Linked DNA regions of Homo sapiens: region 1 is linked to region 2. A link is a loop called in an ENCODE intact Hi-C map of the cell type or tissue named here. Cell type or tissue: Caco-2. All regions are shown on one strand. Links, peaks and the distances in the headings refer to the core of each region. The heading gives the core; the rest is flanking DNA. Region 1 has its middle 97 kb from the start of DRD2. Region 2 overlaps LOC107984390 (a long non-coding RNA gene).

Region 1 (4,402 bases), core at 132-4,131, 99 kb before region 2:
TTGTCATTATCCGGAGATATCTCTGTGTCTCTCACTGTGCTTGACTGTATTACTGCTCAGCAAATGTTCATTCTTTTAAGCCCCCAACCCCCTGGGAAGAGGTGCCTCCCACACATCAGATATTGAGTTTGACCATGCCACTTGCTTTGGCCAATGGAATGTGAGTAGATACAGAATACAGACCCAAAGCTTCTAGAAGGGCTGTATGATTATGGTAGACCTCTTGACAGTCTGCTCTCTACCATAAAAAATATATATATATACTCCTTCAGCATAGTCCTGGAATGAGAACATACATAAAGCAGGCATGAACTTGACTCTCAGCCCAATACCAAGTATAGCCAGGCCCAGCAGAATGACAGCTGACCTGCAGAGCATAAGTAAAAACTGTATGTTAATTGCTATGAACCATGAGGTTTAGAGATTGTTATCATAGCAAAAACCAACTCATATACTCACTTCCTTGATCCTTGGCAGGTCCATTCAAATGTGATCCAAATGTTATCATTCAGGTATCATGAAGTAAAGACATGGATGAGCTTTAGAGGCAGGTAGACCTGAGTGCTAATCCCAGTTCTGACATATACTAGATGTGTGATGTTAGGAAAGCTACTTTAGTCCTCGGAACCTCAATTTCTTCTTCTATAAAATGAGAGTGATGGAAAGCACCTCATAGGATTTTTATTAGCAGTATTATGAAAAATGTACACATGTGTATTTGGGGGACCTTTCCCTTATGTCTCTGAGCCTCAAGGTTGCCAACTGTTAAAAAAAAATAATAAAATGTAGCTATAAAGCTACACAGTCTCTAAGTTTCCCCCTTGCTCTAACAATTTCTGAGTCCAAGTGCATACACATTTGCTCATTCATTCATTCATTCACTTGCTCAACAGCTATACTTTGGGCAGCCTTTCTATGTAAGCACTGTGTTAATGCCATGGGAACACAACACTAAAGACCAACAGGTTCCCTGGCCTCATGGAACCCACCTGTACATCTCCTACCTCCAGCAAAACTCACCACCAAAGCTAAGAGCTTACACATTAGTGAAGGACGCAGGCATCCAGTATCTACTTGGCTTTCAATGTATGTATAGAGGGCTGCTGGAGCATGTAACAGGGAACCTGACTTGGTGTGGAGGCAGGGTAAGTGTCTCCAAAGAAGGAAATTAGAGACAAGCACTGAATGATGAAGAAATTAGCCAGGGCCAGGGCAGTTGAAGGAAGAGGGGTCCAGGCAGAAGGAATAGCATGTTCAAAATCCAGCCTGGTTGAAGAGTAAGTAAAGGGAGTATTGTCTTGAGAGAGAAGAGGAGGAGACAGATCATATAGGTGCATTGCAAGCCATGTCAAAACTTTGGACTTTCATCCTAAAAAAAAAATCAGGGGCCTTGAGGATTTGAAGACAAAGAGAGATAAGATCAGGCTTGCCATTTGCAAAGGTCACTCTGACACACCTAAAACAAAGTGATTCAAAAAGGGTGGAAGTGAAAGCATAGACCAGTTCCAGCTAAACATGAGCTTTAACATATTTACCTCTGTTTCCTCCCAGATGTGACTAAAAAGGTGACAGTAAAAGGATGAAAAAAGGCATAAAACTACAACAAAGAGAATGGGAGACGAGATAAAAGTATGCAAGAGATGTAAACAAAATTTTCAAATTTGGGAGGAAAATGGAAAGAGCACAAATAAGTTTTGCAGACTAAAAAGAGCTGGGCCTAACTGCCTGCATGAGTAGACTGGAGAAGGCGAGAAGCAAAATCTCAGAAGTCATCACTAAAGAACTTATCCGTGTAACCAAACACCACCTTTTCCCCAAAAACTATTGAAATAAAAAATAAATTTAAAAAAAATTTCAGAGATGATAATTCTCAAAATTTGATTCTCCACACACCCTTTCCACCCTTTCTCAGAAAGCCACGGGAAGATAGCTCCGCCAAAACAAGAGGAAACAAAGAGAAAGCTCTGGGATCCAGAGGACACAGGAGTCAACAAATAAGAGAGCACAGGAGGTGCCTAGGGGAGTGAACAGAGCTCCCAGAGTGAGTCTGTACAACAGAATAAGAAGGTGGCCCGTCTGGATTGGAGCAAAAGGCAGGGCCTCCAAAAGAATATCTTACTGGAGTTTTTTAATATCCCGAGAAAAGAATTATACTTTTGCCAGAGAGTTGGGGTAAATTAATGATAAATACAGAGAAACTAGGCAAATGAAAACCAGAAAAAAAAGGAAAGAAAAGAAAAAACAAAGTTAGTAGTAACAAAATAGAAAAACAGAAAATTATACCTAAAAGGAATTCTAACTATGATTCAGCACATGGCTTAACTATAAATAACATTCATATAATCATAATAATATAAACAATGAATAATTATTTAATCCAACAAACTGTGATGTAGCTATATTAGAAATGAGAGAGGAAGTGGGAAGGAACAGAGTGAAAGAGCCAAGTCCACATTTTTTATTACGGAAACTCTATAAATAATATGCAACACTTTAAAACATTAAGAAAAAGCAATGCGAATGTGTTGTTTAGAAATTAAGAGAAAAATGCCCAAAAAACTAAAGAAATTCAAAGTGGTTGCTTTGTCTGAAACTGAGGCTGGAGAGGACTGGGGAATTTTGCTTTTCAGTATTTTAAAATATAAATCTCTTAGGATGTTTGACATTTATGGCTGTACATTTATATTTATACACATGTGTTAGTAATAAAAACAAAAACTAAGTGAAAGGGAAAAAAAACAACACAGTAAGTAGCTACACAGAGGAGCTTATGAATAGATACCTACAAGACAAATGGCTAAAACAGGGGAATGTTAAAGAAGGGGTATTTGCGGTTTGGAATGAGTTTTGCAGTGACGTTATTACACATACATGGATACAAAAATTGTGGTATCTCAACTTTTTGAAGGAAGTGAAGATGATGTGTTTTGGAAAATTGGGATAAATGACTCAGAATATTACCTCTAATGATGGGGAAGAAAACACTAATGTTGAAAATGCATGAAAAGAGTTTAAATGAAAAGATTTCATGAAATGATGAGGGTGGGGGAAACTGCATTTCTAAGTTCACATGTGATTTTATATAATATATGACTTTAATAATGCATATGTAAGTGAACTAATTGATAAGCTAACTTTAAGTTGGAAAAATATGAGATGGAAATACACAGGAATATGAAGGAAAAGCAGGGTCAAAAACACACCATGCAAATGCATGTTTGAAGCTGAAATGCAGGGTAAAAAGTGTTAATCAAACCAAACAAAAAAGTGCCTTATGTAAAAGGTACAGTTCACATTGAAGGTCTAACATCCTTGAATATCTGTTCAATAATAATGTAACATCTCAATTCATAAAATAAAAACTAAAAATATTAATGAGAAATGGACACACATTTGTTGACTAATACCCACTATTGGCAAGGGTGTGGAACAACAGACACTCACATTTTAGGGTTGACAGAGTAGGCATTCTATGAAGGGCAATTTAAAGTGTTTCTCTAATGTACCAGAATACAAATCTTTGGCCCAGAAAGTCTGTTTCTATAAATTTATCCTTCAGGATAGACTTGTACATTGTGAAAGGCCATTGCAAAAAACATTTATTACAGCATTGTTTATAATGAAAAAACGTTGAAAACAGTCTAAATCCTCTCTACTCAAAGGGTGGTCAAGAAACCAGAAGCACCAGCATCACATGAGAACTTGTCAAAAATGCAAACTCTTGGGTCCTACCCTACAGAATCAGCCTCTACGTTTCTTTTTTTTTTTTTTTTTAAGTTCTGGGATACACGTGCAGAACGTGCAGGTTTGTTACACAGGTACATATGTGCCATGGTGGTTTGCTGTGCCTATCAACCAGTCATCTAGGTTTTAAGCCCCACATGAATTAGGTATTTGTCTTAATGCTCTCTCTTGCCTTGCTGCACACCCCCCGACAGGCCACAGTGTGTGATGTCCCCCTCCCTGTGTCCATTTGTTCTCCTATTCTTGCCCCAATTAAGTCAGTGTTTTTCCTCCTTCTCATTCCCTGGTGATCGTGGTTGGCACTGATCATTTTCACCTCACTCAGCTCCTGGAGGAGGTAGTTAAAGAAAGGAACTGGGAAAGAAGTTACTCCATAGTCCCTAGGTCCCACTAAAAAATAAATAAATAAATAAATAAATAAATAAATAAATAAATAAATAAATATGCAGCCCAAAGCAGCCCTTACCTTGTCCATATTTCACAGCTTTGTCTGATCTGATGCCCACATAGGACATAGACATGGAATGATCTAATAGGTCAGAGTCCTCCCCAAACTCTCTCTCTCTCAAACATATATGCTCACACACACACACACACACACACACACACACACACACTTTGTGACATTTTCCATCCCTTCCCACCACCATTTATTCCC
Region 2 (4,402 bases), core at 182-4,181:
TGTTTATGTAAACAGGGCCCTAAACCCCTAATGGTGGCTCTATCTGAAAGAATGTCAGTGAGATAAAACTTAAGCCTTGGCAGCCAAAGTTATAAGGAAACAGAAATGATAAATAAGATGAGGAAGAGTAAGCAGAAGCTATAAAGTCAACAAAAATAGAGTACTGGGGAAGTATAAGGTATTGGTAGAGAGCCAAGTAAGGAGCAGATACACAGAGCTGCTGATTCACTTAATGGTCAAACAATAGAAGAAAGACACACAAACAGATGGCTTTGTGGTGCAATGAATAGCACATTGGACTTCTAGTGATGAAAGAAAGACACACAAATTTCTTCTGCTCCTCTTGCCCATTCTGCCACCTTGAAATCAGAACCATGTACTTGTTCCTGCTCTTCCTGAGATCTGTTCAGCTTCTTTGGGGATCTTTAAAATGAAATGAAGTACAGTTGACCTCCTTGAACAACACAGTTTGAACTTCACAAGACCACTTATACACAGATATTTTTCAACCAAACAGGGATCAAAAATACAGTATTCATGAAATACAAAACCTGTGTATATTTCAGGCTGACTTCTCATATACACGGGTCTCACAGAGTTGACTGTGGGACTTGAGTATGCACAAATTTTGGTATCCATGGGGCGTCCTGGAACCAATCCACCCATGTCTACCAAGGGATGACTGTAATTTGAGTGAGTGCCTATGCCTTCTAACCAAAAGAGACAAATAAAATAGCCAGACAGAGAAAGGGAAAGGGCATTCCAGGCACAGCCAAGTCATAAAACAGCCTGGAATTTATGAAAAGATGAAAACTTCAATCCAGAATAGAAGAAAAGGCTGAGAACTAAGAGAAAGGAAAACAGTCAATAAGACTAAAAATAGGTTGCTTAAGTGGTTTCTGTGAAGAAGGAACAAAGTACACAGCTTTATGTCCTGCATTGCCAGAAATATGCCCAGGGTTTGGTTCCCTAAATTGGGTTAATACCCACAGAATCCAGACTGAAAGGATCTTGTTTCTTTAAAGCAGAAATTCTCAAAGTGTGGTTCTCAGACGAGCAGCATCAGCACCACCTGGGAACTTGTTAGAAATGCAAATTCATGGCCTGGCGAGATAGCTCATGCCTATAATCCCAGCACTATGGGAGGCCAAGGAGGGCGGATCACTTGAGGTCAGGAGTATGAGACCAGCCTGGCCAACATGGTGAAACCCCCGTCTCTACTAAAAATACAAAAATAAGCCAGAAATTGCTTGAACCCAGGAGGCAGAGGTTGCAGCGAACTGAGATTGTGCCACTGAACTCCAGCCTGGGCGACAGAGGGAGACTCCATCTCAAAAAAAAAAAAAAAAAAAAAGAAATGCAATTTCACAGGCCCCACTCCAGATCTACAGAATCAGAAACTTTGGTGGAGGGTCCCAGCAGTTGGTGTTTTGATGATCTCTCCAGGTGATTCTGATGTATGCTGAAGAACAACAGCTCTGTTAGCCAAGAAAGCCGGCCTTTGCTTGGACTTAGCAGGGAGAAGCCCAGGCACAATTAGGGGCAACATATGCACGGAGCTGGGCAAGGTGAGATTATTCACCCTCTATGGAGCCCACCTGCATGTGGCTAGTAGTGAAAAAGCCTCACTCTAGGTCGCAGAAGTCTCCTGCATCCCCACCACTGGCTAAGTGTAGAAGAGTGCAGAAAGGAGACAAGAGGGGGAGAACTGTGTGTAGTGAAAGCAGAGACCTCTACTCACCCTAATGAGAGGAGGGATCCAGAATATCCTAGATCCAGACTGATATTCACATTATTGTAAGTTCAAACCTCCACTTGAGTTTTACAGCTGCTTGGAACTGAACTGTGCTGATTTAAACCTAAACTCAAAATTATAAATGCAGAACAAGTCCTCCTTCAGGATATGCCTCTTATTTTCTTAATTGGTTATTGGAATGTTCCATCTGCCTGTGGCTAAAGGGTTAGAGTGCCCTGGTCAATCCAGAGACTGTTCTACCTTGTGACAGGCCAGATCTCACTCCTGGCTGATCAGGCAGGCCTCTGTAACAGCTGTTTCAGCACTGACTGAGTGGTTAAATATTAAAAGCTGAAGAAGTCTCCTTATACAAAGACTAGAATGTAACAAAAGCCCACCAAGAGTTTTGCCTAGGCCTTTCCTGGGCCTTGAAGCATGACAAGATAATGAAAGAATTCTTAACAGGACCCATTTAGGATTAAACAAATTTTTATTGGAGGTCTGAAGAGACTCTCCAGACCTCCACAAACAAGTTTATTGGAGGTCTGAAGGTTTGGAGGTCTGAACTCCCCAAACCTCCATGATTTAGCAGGAGACAAGATAAGGGTAATCACCCCAGCACTGGGATCCATGTAGATTAAGTAAATTTACTTAGGTTCCAGAGGAATGTCTTCAGGACTCAGACCTTAGTTATAGATTAGAAGAAGTTAATCACTTATATCTTTAGATGCCTGCACACTTACACATAGACATATAGCTTAGAAGGTATATAAGCTCTGGAAAACTTTGTAATTTTGAGTTGGTCTGGCGATTTTTTCCAGGTCTTCTCCCTGTACCCGGTTACAAAAATAACTCTCTTCTTTCCCAGTTCATCTGCATCTCCATATTGGGCTGCAAGAATAAGCAGCCTGACCCTCAGTTTGGTCTGGGAACAATGTCTCCTCCAACCTCAATGGCAGGCTGTTGTGCAAGACCCTCATTCTCTAGCCTTCAGTAGCTTCGAGTTCACATAGTTTATTGATCCTCAACAGTAGAATCAACAGGGCAGCTTAAAAGGAAATTTTAAGTCCAAGCCACATCCCAGAGCAGTTAAATCAGAGTTTCTAGAAGTGGTTCAATCATTGCTATTTTCAGAAAGCCACCAAGGTGATTCTAACATGCAGCCAGGGTTGAGAACTGCTGAGGATTAAAGTTTTTGTGTGAATCCCACCTTCCTTCTGTCTGGTCTCTAATGCTTAAGAAAGGAGGGTCCCCTATGATAATGAGACCTGGACTCTTGGATAAGGAGGTTCATGAGACTTAATTATTCCAAGGCTATGACATGGCAAAAGTGTCCAACAACTAATATGTATAATTAAAATTTATGATATATTTTGTGAGTCAATCATTCAACAAATATCTATGGCATGCTTATTACATATCAGACATTCAGGATATAATAAATAGACAAAAATTCCTGCCTTCATGAAACTTACATCCTAGTCGGGGGAATAACAAATTAGTAAAATATATGCTATGTTAAATGGTGACAAGTACTATGGGAAAAAATAAAGCAGAGAATAGGACCAGGAATTGCCCAGGACTAGGGAGGGTTTGCTCTTTTTAGAATGGCAGAGACTTAAGTCAGAGAGAGGAAGTAGCCCTGCAGACATTTGGAGAAAGAACAATCCAGGCGGTGGAGGATTACCCTAGGGTAGGAGTATGCCTACCATGTGCTAAGCTCCTTGCAGACATCATTGTATTTTATTCTCACACAACCCTTTAAGGGTGGTATTATCCCCATTTTCCAGTGTTCAGAAAGGATCAGCAGGCTGGGTGCAGTGGTTCACGCCTGTAATCCCAGCAGTTTGGGAGGCCGAGGTGGTGGATCACCTGAGGTCAGAAGTTTGAGACCAGCCTGGCCAACAAGGTGAAACCCCATCTCTACTAAAACTACAAAAATTTGCCGGGCATGGTGGTGCATTCCTGTAGTATCAGCTACTCAGGAGGCTGAAGCAGGAGAATTGCTTGAACCTGGGAGGCAGAGGTTGCAGTGAGCAGAGATCACACCACTGCACTCCAGCCTGAGTGACAGAGCAACAGGTGCTGGAGAGGATGTGGAGAAATAGGAACACTTTTACACTGTTGGTGGGACTGTAAACTAGTTCAACCATTGTGGAAGTCAGTGTGGCGATTCCCCATGGATGTAGAACTAGAAATACCATTTGACCCAGCCATCCCATTACTGGATATATACCCAAAGGATTATAAATCATGCTGCTATAAAGACACATGCACACGTATGTTTATTGTGGCACTATTCACAATAGCAAAGACCTGGAACCAACCCAAATGTCCATCAATGATAGACTGGATTAAGAAAATGTGGCACATGTACACCATAGAATACTATGCAGCCATAAAAAATGATGAGTTCATGTCCTTTGTAGGGACATGGATGAAGCCGGAAACCATCATTCTCAGCAAACTATCACAAGGACAAAAAACCAAACACTGCATGTTCTCACTCATAGGTGGGAATTGAACAATGAGAACACATGGACACAGGAAGGGGAACATCACACACCGGGGCCTGTTGTGGGGTGGGGGCAGTGGGGAGGGATAGCATTAAGAGATATACCTAATGTTAAACGACGAGTTAATGGGTGCAGCACACAAACATGGCAC

The links. Hi-C counts contacts between places; a loop is a spot of excess contacts. Peaks named below come from ENCODE experiments on the same cell type or tissue, not always from the same donor. Only the 100,000 strongest peaks of a DNase experiment are listed, where the experiment ranks them.
Region 1: it touches region 2 in a loop (5-fold over the local background); 2 of 110 quality-filtered maps call a loop at or near these places.

Annotation. Positions count from the first base shown.
Region 1 is chr11:113,569,724-113,574,125 of GRCh38, forward strand. No RefSeq gene overlaps it. Among named protein-coding and RNA genes, the nearest start is that of DRD2, 97 kb to the left of the region's middle. In Caco-2, for the core only: no CTCF peak of the experiment used is centred there; no DNase peak of the experiment used is centred there.
Region 2 is chr11:113,668,328-113,672,729 of GRCh38, forward strand. The region is part of intron 1 of LOC107984390 (a long non-coding RNA gene); the gene reads right to left. Among named protein-coding and RNA genes, the nearest start is that of TMPRSS5, 36 kb to the right of the region's middle. RefSeq lists a silencer at 80-374. In Caco-2, for the core only: no CTCF peak of the experiment used is centred there; DNase peaks (open chromatin) are centred at 2,044, 2,304 and 2,674.